Regions from separate parts of the Homo sapiens genome. Here all the other regions are linked to region 2. A link is a contact called in ENCODE Hi-C or POLR2A ChIA-PET data. All regions are on one chromosome and are shown on one strand. The core of a region is the stretch at or near the end of the contact, and the rest is flanking DNA. Distances in the headings are between cores, read along the strand shown.

Region 1 (2,767 bases), core at 119-2,618, 440 kb before region 2:
AGGGAGACGACTGTAACTTTGAAAGTTCCCATTTGAAAATGTTTTTTGGGTTTTTTGCTCAATTATTCCATGACAATAAATGCATTCTCATAGCTATAATCAAACTAAAGAGAATTTAATTATCACCCTCAAGAAAACTACAGTTTCCTGCTCCCCAAAACACAATATTAAATACCCATATTATCACTTTTCAAGATTGCACAGGTAATTTCTAATAGGTCCCACACCCACATCTCAAGGTCAATTTAGCCTGCATGAAAGAAAACAACTGAATGAAAATAGAACACAAGATTCTTCATATGCAAAAATGACTGTGTAAAAACTATATAGGCCAGGCACGGTAGCTCACACCTATAATCCCAGCACTTTGGGAGGCTGAGGCGGGTGGATCACTTGAGGCCAGGAGTTTGAGACCAGCCTGGCCAGCATGGGGAAACCCCGTCTCTACTAAAAATACAAAAATTGGCTGGGGTGGTGGCAGGCGCCCGTAATCCCAGCTACTACAGTCTCAGGCTGAGGCATGAGAATCACTTGAACCCAGGAGGTGGAGGCTGCAGTGAGCCAAGATTGCTCCACTGCACTCCAGCTTGGGCGACAGAGCGAGACTGTCGCACAAAAAAACAAAAAACAACAAAAAACAAAAAACAACAACAAAAAAAACCCCTACATATCCAGAACTAAAGAGTGAAAACTGACAAGTATGCAGGTAATTGCCCTTAAGGAAAAAGGTGTGTGGATATATTTTAGTGGGCTGGTCTAAATATTTTCTAAATATCGTAAGACATATGAAACAGGGTGGCTAGGAGCTGCTATTTCAGCTTTTTAAAAGCAATTGTGATGGAGCAAAAATTTTGCCTGTAGACAATAATTAACCTTTCTCCAAAAGCATCACATATATATCATTCTATATACCAAATGCCACAGCCACAGGAAGTCAGTTGCCCACAGCCTTATAAATCAGTTTACTTGCTTCCTCATTTTCTGTTATGGACTTTCCTAGCCAAACTCTGTCATGGCAGTTCACTTCAAAATTAAAAATAAAGTTGATTTAATGGAGCCTGGATGAATCCCATCTGAAAGCCATTAAAACATACACACCCACTTCCACACAAACCAGAGAATCAGTAGAATTCAAAGACTTATTGAATCCTGAAACTGTAAAGGATCCGAGTGACAAATAATTCACATGTCCTATTAATCACAGGAGGTAGACGGGTTCTGTGATTCCAGCACTGACACGGAGGCAGTCAGGAGCACTGCTAGGACTAGAATCCCGTTGTCCTTGCCCCAGTCCAGGCTCTGCCCACTCTCCCATGCTTCAGGTCTGGCTCTGAAGTTCGTGATTCCCCGTTCATAGTCTTCAAGTACATCAGTGAGTCACGTTTCCGTTTCCTCTCACTGTTCCAAATGCTGGGCTTTGGTAGCACAGAGTTCATTCATTCACAATCATGCTAATTCACTCATACAGAGAGAGAGTGCTGACGCACTTAGGAATTATGACTTAACATGCAATTCTCAAATCAGTGAGGCCAACGGCTAACTAAACTTAAAAATAAAAGGAAATCTAGCCCTTAGCACTCAAAATACTTCCTTTCAACCTACTGTAAAACAACAAACTCACTTTCATTAGGAGATGAAAAGTGAGTCATTTCTTTCTTCCAGTAGACGGTCTCCCCAGGCACAAACTCATGCACATTATATTTCATGGGACCTTTTAAATATTTACTTGTTAGCAGTATTCTTCCTTTCGGGTCAAAGATTATAGTATTTAGCAACACAAAGAAAGCTGAGGGATAGAGTTATGAATTAGTAAACTGCTTTGCCAAGCCTTCCATTTGTTAATTCAGTCCAACTTCAAAGAGGATTTTAAAGAGAGGTTCAGCTGTCAGAAATTAACTCTAAGAAAACTGCTGAATCAAAAAGTGACTTGGGCAGTTTTTCCCAAACTGGTGTTAAGGAAAAACTGTTCAGTTGTAGGTATAGGAGCAAAAAGTATCTTCCTATGCAAATAAGCTTAGGGCAAACAAAGTTTTTAAAAGGTTTTTTGTCTTGTTCACTACAGGACTTTCCCAGCCTTTGACATGCTAATGTTGCTGTAAATTTCCAGGGATGTGGTGGGGGTCAGTTTATTTTGATCACATTAATTATGTGGTTGGGGGATGTGGATAAAATAGGAGAAATGCACTACACTGATTCAGCAGCTTCTAAGCAACAGAGAAAGGGTTTGGCTAAAGTACTAGTATTTTTGGTATTCAGTAGCAAAGAACAGTTAGACTCTCATTCACAACTATTTCAGGACAAGGTGGGAGTATCTATTCAGTCATTTGGGAGAATGAAGCTACGTAGAACTCAATCCTTGAGAGCTTAATTTACTGCCAATAGGACTGCCAATTTCGCGGGGCTTCTGCAACTCCTCCCCGGCTCTAAGCAAAAACAGCCCCTGTACCTGTTCTTGGGGACTGACGTGACATCGTTGAGTGTTTTCCCTCAACTCTTTGATCTTCATGCACTTGTCTATTTCAATGTTTTTTGACCATGGCTGTACATCAGAATCACCTAGGGAGCTTTTCACTCCACAGATGTATGGGCCCATTGCCAAATCTACAAAATACAATACGATCCCCAATAAGCAGCACCGAGAGCTGAAAACCACTCTTCTGCTTCCTAGGAAGAGCTAGACAACAGACAAATAATTGAGAGGGTGTGTACTTTAAATTGAGCACGTTGACACTGACAAGGAAAGGGCTACATAGCAAGATTTTAATGA
Region 2 (2,710 bases), core at 164-2,663:
TGCCTTATGTCGACTGTGAAAGATATAAACTATAACTTCTCACCTTTCTTTTGGTGAGAAAAAAATAGGCCTCAATCATTTTGGTAACAATATAAAACAAGTAAAAGAAAAAAATAGGTCTGAAAAGATCTTGGAGTCACCTTAAACTTTATCTGCCATGAGACACTTAGAAGAATCAGACCTTTGTTGAAGATTACAGAACAGAGACTCCTTCAGTCACACCCAGGAGACAGGTATTCACCGTAAAGACTAGAATGAAGCGTGGGAAGTGGATGGATCCAGTGCAGCCCCAGGGAACTGAACACTCACATGCCCCTGGGAAGCAGGTCTTTGTTGCTCTCCTTCCATCACTTGGTCTCAGCTTGTCTTTGACTGGCTTCTACCACTTGTGCCTCCACCCAACCTGCTGCTACATTCTCCTGGTTTCTGCTTACTCAAATGTTTTGCATCCGAAGCCCATTTTGGCCCCTTCTGCCTTACCCTCTCTTAGCTCCAACCTTTCTCTTACATCAGACAGCTCCGTCTCTGCATTCTCCACTTTCCATTTCCAAGGGAGTGTCTGATTGGCTTACTAACTATCAGAGTCCGTGTTTGATGAGAACTGTTTGCTCCAGGTCACCTCACAGGATGATGACTACATCACGGATTGTGCGCTCTTGGGTCACGCGATCACTCTTAATTTAAATTAGCTGGGCTGGGGGTGGGGAGGGGGTAAGGAACGTTTTTTGTAGTTATTTGTGCAACCCCTGCTCTAGAAATAGTTTGGGTAACTGTTTCCTTTCCAAAAGGACTCTCTGGGTACGGTAAGCATCTCTCTCTCACACACGCATATATTAAAATAACAGTGACTAAAACAAAGGGAGCATGAATAAATTGAATTATGAAGTTAAATGTATGAAATAATGAATGAACAAGGGAAGAAACCGATACTGACCCAGGGTCAACAACTATCTATGTCCAAGTAAAATTTCTTTGCAGTCTGACAAATTGGCTTTCAAGATTGCATTTTGTTTTGCGAATTAAGCCATTTTTAAGTCATGAGTCGTAGTTTTCTGGAGGCCCCCGGCATCCGGAACCCATGAATGCCACGTTCTTTCTAGCAGCCTTCAGCAATTTGAGGGCGCTTTGTTTCTTACGTTGGGAGAGAAATCCATCAGGAAATCGACGCCCAGGATCAGATGCAGATCCTGGGATCCTTGGCTCTGAGTAGCACGGTGGAAAAGTGAGGTAATCCAGGCTCTGGGCCCGTTTTCCTAGGAGCCCAGGGCGCTTCACCTGTCTGCAGTCAGCCCCTTTCTTGGACGTCTCCTCCCCTGAGTTTCCTCCTCATAGGCTTGTCCCTGGGAGTGTGGGCGGCCCCTTTCTTGAGCGCAGAAACACTTACTTTTCCCCCTACCCTGCTCCTCCTCCTCCACAGCCGTCTTTCTCTTTGCCTCAGCCACTTCCTTCCTTGGCCTCACCCTCCCCAGTGCACTGAAGAAGGTAACCGGGTCCAGACCCACGCGGCGCCAGTTCTCCGGCGGGAAGGAAAACCGCGCAGAGAGGTGCGTGAGCGCCCGGGCAGATGTGGCTTAGGTAGCAGGGATGGACTGGGTGTCCGTGGTGCGCCGCCGGGCACCGCGGGCTGCGGTGAGAGTCGGGTCAGGAGGGGGCCGGGAGGGGGCTCAGGGCGCGCGGAAGCTGCGACCGGCTGGGCCGAGACCTCGCGGGTTGGGGTCCCGTGGGGCGCGCGCCGCCCACGCCCCCACCTCTCGGGTCGACTTCCGCACTCGGCTCACGTGACGTTTCGCCGGCCGGGGGCGGACTGGGAAGCCGGCAGAAATGGAACGATTTTTACCGCGGTGCGACGTGTCGGCTTTGCACTTGGCGGTGGTTCAGGAGCCAGTTCTGCAGAGCTGGGTGGGGAAGGGCTGGGGGCGAGAGGAGAGGCTGCCCCGAGGAACGTGGTGGCCTCAGGGCAGTGGACTCTGCAGCGCCGGAGGTGGGTGCGGCTCTGTGCGCTCCAGATCAGGGGGTGCAGAGTCGTGAGGGGACACCAGGGGCTCGTGGAGCCCGGGGCAGGGTCCGTTTTCGTCGCCCGGGTTGGGTGCTCGCTCTCGCGGCGCTTCGGGGCGCCCGGGCCACGGGGGAGGCAGACCCGCGGCGCCGGGCCGGGAGCTGCGGAGACAAAGACTTCCGGGACGCGGCCCTTCCCGGGCGCCAGCGGTGCCGCCCCGCCACGGGGGGCCCAGCCCCGCGCTCCCCAGCCCTGCACTGGTGCCGGCGGTGACCGTGTGATGATGGGCTGCAGGGCACGGGGTTAGGGGACCTCTACCAGGCAGAACCCCAAGCTGGTAGCAGAATGGCCAAATATGGAGTGAGCGCGCCCCAGACCGGAGGGAGTAAGGAGCCCAGTCACCCTTTGACCCGCACCAGCTGCTTGTCCGCGATTGCGAAGAAGGGCTGGGAAAACGTGCCCAGCCCGAGTGTGTAAAGTTGGTTCCTGATTCCGGACATACCTATTCCAGTAGGCTTTATTTCCTTGGATATTAGAAAATCTCCATGCATTGCCTCCAAACTTTTGAAAAATAACAATGCCCTGAGGGTCCTTAAATACATTCTAAAGTGTGTATTGGTGGTGAGTTTCGGGTTCTGCCCAGTCCTCCGACTTTCCGCTTCCTTTGTGTTTCCCACGCACAAAGCCGAAATCGATTCTGCGACAATTAGAGTG
Region 3 (2,894 bases), core at 201-2,700, 340 kb before region 2:
TGTAGTTTTTACACAGAAACAAGGTTTGAGGCATTGTTTTAAAAGAATCCTAACAGATGGTAATGCATAGGCATTTCACTGCTTTTAAGCACATAAAAAAGCAAAGTGTGTGAAGGTGAAAGAAACCACAAAAATTAATGTCTTGATAGTCAGCTTTCTTCTCTACATGTACATTTATACTCAGGCATAATTATATTCAATAAAAAGCCTTCTTGCATGATTATTAAAAAAAAAAAAATGGGGCCACGTGTGGTAGCTCACACCTGTAATCCCAGCACTTTGGGAGGTCGAGGCAGGTGGATCGCCTGAGGTTGGGAGTTAAAGACCAGCCTGACAAACATGGCGAAACCCTGTCTCTACTAAAAATACAAAAATTAGCCGGGCGTGGTGGCGGGCGCCTGTAATCCCAGGTACTCTAGAGGCTGAGGCAGGAGGATTGCTTGAACCCAGGAGGCGGAGGGTGCAGTGAGCTGAGATTGCACCACAGCACTCCAGCCTGGAAGACAGGTATGAAATCACAACCACTTAAGATTCAAACAAACTTGTGAAAAGTTTTGAAAAGAGTTATTTCAGTTACTGTAATTAGAACAACCTTAGTTAATATGGAGAATTTGGGGGATTTCTGGCTATGGACAGTAGCCTATTGGGGCATATGTACTAAAGAACAGAGAAAAGTGATACATTTAAATGTAAAACCAAACTAGTAAAGGAAGGAGTTCTTGACCTTCAGGGAGTTTCCTCTTGTTTTTTAATTCCCACAATAGATCAGTTCACCTATCAATCAGATCTCCCTCATCACATTCTTTGTCAAGGGTAAAATTCTGGTTCTCCCACGTACCTACACCCTAGACAGAAAACGCATAGAAGCAACTCGTGATTGCCGCATAGACCATGACATCCTACTAGGACAGTGTATCCTACCATATGCATGAAGTCATCACTCACATTAAGTAGATATATTCTGATTATGTCAACAACCTTATGAGATCACTTTGATTCCTCCCCACTGATTTTTTTTTCTTGGAGGGGGACGCTCTCCCAGGTTGGGAACTGTCCACAATTCATATGAATGTGTTGACGGCACAATCAAAGAGATGAACGCAAAAATGTAAAACTGCCACGAATTAATTATACAACTTGGAGAAAGATGTATTATAGCAAGCAATCTCACTGAAATTAAATAATTGAAAATTTTGAACTCTTAGGCTGTAAGGTAGTTAAAATATAGCTAAGTTTTTCTAGCTAGCTGGAAAACGAGCTATTCGAGATTGCATATGAAGTGATTCTAGGAGAAAAAACTATTTCATCCAGAGCTGCTGAAATCTAGGCGTGTGTTACATCAACATCTCCCCTCCCACCCAGCAATCCATCAACCATCTCCAATTTATTCTTTACACTTAGGATTATGACCAAGTTCACGTACTTAAAAGGGAGAAACCACAGAGACATCACACTGAAAGTTTCTCTGCTTTGGGCCAGCAGGAAATTCCAGTTGCTTCATTCACCGGAGCCAGTTAAGCTGCTGAAATGAAATGGATCACCGGAGAGATCACTATATCAGGACATAGACTTGACTTTCAGGGTTGGAGGAAGCCGGACAAAGATGAATGGGATTCAGAGCCTGAACTCAAGGTCAACGTCTTCTGAATCACAAAGAGCTGGTGGGTCAGTCTGGGAGAAGAAAGAAAATTCTGCGCCAAATGGGAAAACCCTTAAAGTCTGCATAGTTTTGCTTGTCGGTAAGAACACAGGTAGGCGGCGGGAAGAGAGGTGGCAAGCAGCCCCAACGCTCGCCGAGATCCCCAGGGTTTTACAAACGGATCGTCCTGAAGTCTCCAAAACTGTAACTACTATATGCCCAAATTTATATTCTCCCCTGGCTTTTCCAACAGGCTACCTGCCTGTGACAGTTTTCCCACGAACTTGGCTCTCCTCTGTCTACAGCGCCCCGGGGTCTCCCAAACAGACAGACACAGACAGACAGAAGGAGCAGACAAGGGGACTGTCCAATTCCCACCCTCCGCGCCCACTCTCTCGAGGTAGCCAAGACCCTCCAGGAGTCCGAAAGTCACAGAGCGCTCTGCGCCCCTGCCACCTGCCCAGCCTCCCGCTGGGGTCCGGCAGTCCCCACTGGAGACCCCGACATCGCGGGGCTCCGCGGCCCCCGCGCCGACCCAGGGCCGCCAGGGGGCGGGCGGGAGCAGCTCTCCGGGTGCCTCCCCCGCCGGTTCCCCTCCCCCGGCCCGCCGGCCACTCACGGATTTTCACTCGGCGGTGGTCCAGGCGCGCAGCGGCGGCTTGCAGGGCGTCGAGGCGGCGGTGCAGCGCGGCGGTGCGGTGGCCCAGCGCGGCCGCCTGGCCCTCGAGCTCGCCGAAGATGTCCCCGGCGCAGCGCGACAGGTCGGCCAGCTGCGCCAGCAGGCAGCCCAGGGCATGCGAGCTGACCTGCTCCAGCGAGCGGAAGAGTGGCGCGCCCGCAGCCCCGGCCCCCGCCGCCTCGGGCCGGCGCAGCCGCGCGGGCTCCAGGGTCCTCTGGTGGAAGGGCATGGCGGGGGCGGGCCGGCGGCGCGGGATCCCTCAGTCTGCCTCCCGTCGGCGCGGGGCGCCAGCCTGCATCCAACACAAAGGAAGTCCCGGGCAGCGGCGGGGCGCCGAGGGAAGCCTGGCGGCCCCTGCCCGCAGGGGAGAGGCCGGGCGGGCAGGAAGGACGGACGGACGGACGGGCGCGCGGGCGAGCGGGCACCCGGGCGGCGCGGGGCAGGAATGGGGTCCGAGCCGTGGCTGCCTGGCGCCCGGCGGCGTTCCTCCACCCGCAGGGCTTCGCGGGCCGCGCGGCGAGAGGAAGTTCCAGGGGCAGCTCTGGGCGGCGGCGGCCGCGGCGGCGAGGGGAGCCG
Region 4 (2,896 bases), core at 266-2,765, 370 kb before region 2:
GTCAAGGGATCAAGACCATCCTGGCCAACAAGGTGAAACCCCGTCTCTACTAAAAATACAAAAACTAGCCAGGCGTAGTGGCATGTGCCTGTAATCCCAGATATGCGGGAGGCTGAGGCAGGAGAATCACTTGAACCCAGGAGGCGGAGATTGCAGTGAGCTGAGATGCCAAGATCGCACCACCACACTCCAGCCTGGCAACAGAGCAAGACTCCGTCTCAAAAAAAAAAGCCTTAGTCTTTAACCTTTCACAAAGTATTGTTATGATTGGCAACTTATTTTGTGAAATGCCACAATCAAGTATGAAACTGTTGCCTCAGGCAGGGCAGAAATAAACTGTGCCTTGAATAAATGTTTAAAGCTGAGATTCTCCATACCAGCATTCCATAGCTCAGAGATATTTCACATCACCACGCAGTATACATATGATATATGCATATATATGTACACAGAAACCCATATTCAAAACACAAATACATATGAAATGTTTCACGAAACATGTCTTACCCTTACTGTATGATACGCTCCAATATTTTATATTCTATTTCTTTGTTTACATTGCTCATTGTCCCTAATTTGATTTCACCAACCCAGTGATGCAGTAGCAACCACAGTTTGGAAAATACAGCTCCCTCTATGCAAATACCAATTCATAGTTCTTCATAAAATTTACTCCTGCCAATGAGGATCAGTGTGACACCCTGTGCAGATGGGACTAAAAAGACACTCCAAAGAGGTGACTGATTTGTAAATGAGTCTGTTTTTGAAACATGAAATAGGCAGCAGAGAATCCAGAGCAGACGAGCACTAACTGCATATCTAAGAGTAAATTAGTCATTTATCATTAAACTGAAAGTACTCTGTTGCAGACTTTTTTTGGACAGGAAAATGGAAATTTAAACAAGACTTTATTTTTTCTTAATATGCTTGCAAAAAAAATTAACTGATACTATCAAGTGTTGAAAAGGATGTGGGAAAATGTGTATGCTGTTATTAGGACTGCAATTTTGTACAGCCTTTTTGGAGAGTGATTCGAGAGCATCATTAAATTTTGAACATGCATATCCTTTGACCCAGCAATTCTTCTAGTTTGTGCTATGTTCTTGTACATGCAAACCAATAGATGTGTAAAGACACTGGCCATTGATAAGAAAATACTTAAGGTACAATCATATTTTTTAAATTATTTTAATTTTTTTAAAGAAATACTAAGAACAGCAGGTATTTCCATATCATTCTTTTTTTTTATGTGACAAATTCAATTTCTTTTCAGTACACATATCATTGTTTCTCAATGAGATGCTATTAGTATTCTGGGCCAACGATTCCTCCATAAAATGCTCCCACATATTTTGTTTTTTAAATCCCCAGGTAAGGGTGGTACCAGCCTTGACTGAAAAACAAAACAAAACAAAACAAAAAAAACACTATTCCATGTATACTGAGGAGAAAAGAATTTTTAAAAGCTGTTACGAGGTGGGGAAAAGCCAGTTGCAGAACAATACATACAGTATGATTCTAATTATGTGAAAAGAAACCACCCACGCTCTAAGGGGTGTGCACATGAATGATATGAGTCAGAGGATGTGTGAAAAGAGGTTGACAGTGTCTGCTCTATAAGCTTTGATTTTTAAGAATTTATTTCCATACTGGTGGATAATTTGATTAGGTTACAATATTTTATTTGGGGAAACTAAAATCCATAACATATTCACCCACTGAAAGTGGCTATTTGAAGCACTGGGAGTTGGCAGAGCTCTAAAACAAGGAGGGAAAGAAACTAAGAGGAATTAACATGTTCTAATGACATCCTTGACTCATAAAGTCCCTTTTCCTTCCTCACTAAAGTGACAAGTTCTGTAATACACTAATTGAGTTTCATAAAAATACAATTAAAAATATGGAAATTAAACAATAACACTACCTCTGTTTTATGTCCTGTCACCCTCTTCCCGCAGGACTTGTAGAAATGTTTCCTTTAACCTCCATATCCAGCTTGTGTTTCATGCTTCCTTTCACTATAGTTACCAACCGCTCTCCCGCTTGACCCAGCAGATTAGAAGCTCTTTGAGGTCAGAGGATATTTCTTATCATTCCCATCCACTGATCTCTTGCTGTCCATTCTCCCTAGAAAAGTAGCTGCTTCATAAGAAGCTGTGGAATGATGTTTTAAAAATCCGTGAAATAGACACCTAACTTGGCATGACTTTTAACTAGTTTACAACACTAAGATGAGTCAGAGAAAAATGGATCACATTCAACAGCAATAGTTGAAAACAAAATTACAATTGTCCTTTACTTGCTAATACAATGAGTATTAAGTTTATTTTCATAACTTTGAAACTAAAAAAAAATTTCAGCAAAGCCACATGAAGTACTACCACTTTGATGGGAGCAATTATTTCAAAAGGATTATATCCAAATAAAATCAACAAAATAATAAAAGCATAACATGGCATATACTGTTGTGCCAATCCAGTACCCATTGCCCTCTCTTTTTGTATTAATACAACACCAATTACTCTCTAGGGCAGCCGTGTGCCCTGATAAAAACACAAGACCCCCACCAAGGCAGCTGGAAGTTGACATACACAGTTCCGATGTGATGAAAGCAGAAGTCACCAGAAAGAGCTTACCTCCCCCAAAAAACCTCAGTCAGAGAAAGCCCTCCCTCTTTCCTCTTCTTTCTGCCTTCAATGGGTCCTGGACATGCCGCAGGCAACTCGTGACTCTGAGGAGAAACCCATGTGACAAAGACACAAACTGTGGATCTAAAATGCTTAAGCACCGGTCCTCGATGAAAGGAATGACTTCTTCTGGTATCTTTACAAACATGAATCTTTGGCACTGTGTTTCTAATGTCACCCAAGACCTCTGATAATTTGCTTATAAAACT

Evidence for each region. Hi-C counts contacts between places; a loop is a spot of excess contacts on that map. ChIA-PET counts read pairs that join two places held with the same protein, here RNA polymerase II (POLR2A). Pooled maps may share reads with other maps.
Region 1: a loop to region 2 is called in a map of CD4-positive, alpha-beta memory T cell, with 9 times the contacts of the local background. The contact joins the enhancer-like site here to the promoter of ABRACL in region 2. A Hi-C loop is called at or near these places in 1 of 168 maps with a recorded cell type or tissue (CD4-positive, alpha-beta memory T cell), 14 of 37 single-sample maps with no recorded cell type and 13 of 50 pooled maps.
Region 3: a loop to region 2 is called in a pooled map, with 11 times the contacts of the local background. The contact joins the promoter of NHSL1-AS1 here to the promoter of ABRACL in region 2. A Hi-C loop is called at or near these places in 2 of 37 single-sample maps with no recorded cell type and 11 of 50 pooled maps.
Region 4: a pooled map shows a loop between it and region 2 (2.7-fold over the local background). The contact joins the enhancer-like site here to the promoter of ABRACL in region 2. A Hi-C loop is called at or near these places in 1 of 50 pooled maps. POLR2A ChIA-PET finds 5 or more read pairs at or near these places in 2 of 52 experiments (GM12878 and activated naive CD4-positive, alpha-beta T cell).

The regions. Positions count from the first base shown.
Region 1 is chr6:138,591,988-138,594,754 of GRCh38, forward strand. It overlaps a transcript of NHSL1 not described here. Among named protein-coding and RNA genes, the nearest start is that of NHSL1, 94 kb to the left of the region's middle. RefSeq lists enhancers at 1-239, 1,225-1,519, 1,548-1,617. Within about 2 kb of position 1,369, at least 22 of the 41 ENCODE cell types and tissues checked have a DNase peak (open chromatin) inside an H3K27ac peak, as active enhancers do.
Region 2 is chr6:139,027,332-139,030,041 of GRCh38, forward strand. It overlaps ABRACL (ABRA C-terminal like), which reads left to right and starts at 1,414. Exons shown (of 3, transcript NM_021243.3): 1 at 1,414-1,544. RefSeq lists silencers at 1,578-1,737, 1,998-2,367, 2,417-2,607 and enhancers at 2,261-2,555, 2,378-2,710.
Region 3 is chr6:138,690,218-138,693,111 of GRCh38, forward strand. NHSL1-AS1 (NHSL1 antisense RNA 1) reads left to right here and starts at 1,451. Exons shown (of 4, transcript NR_033896.1): 1 at 1,451-1,751. LOC124900217 (collagen alpha-1(III) chain) reads left to right here and starts at 2,509. Exons shown (of 2, transcript XM_047419637.1): 1 at 2,509-2,894. The coding sequence starts at 2,546. It also overlaps a transcript of NHSL1 not described here. RefSeq lists an enhancer at 846-2,045 and silencers at 2,168-2,217, 2,228-2,577.
Region 4 is chr6:138,653,341-138,656,236 of GRCh38, forward strand. It overlaps a transcript of NHSL1 not described here. Among named protein-coding and RNA genes, the nearest start is that of NHSL1-AS1, 37 kb to the right of the region's middle. Within about 2 kb of position 1,516, at least 3 of the 41 ENCODE cell types and tissues checked have a DNase peak (open chromatin) inside an H3K27ac peak, as active enhancers do.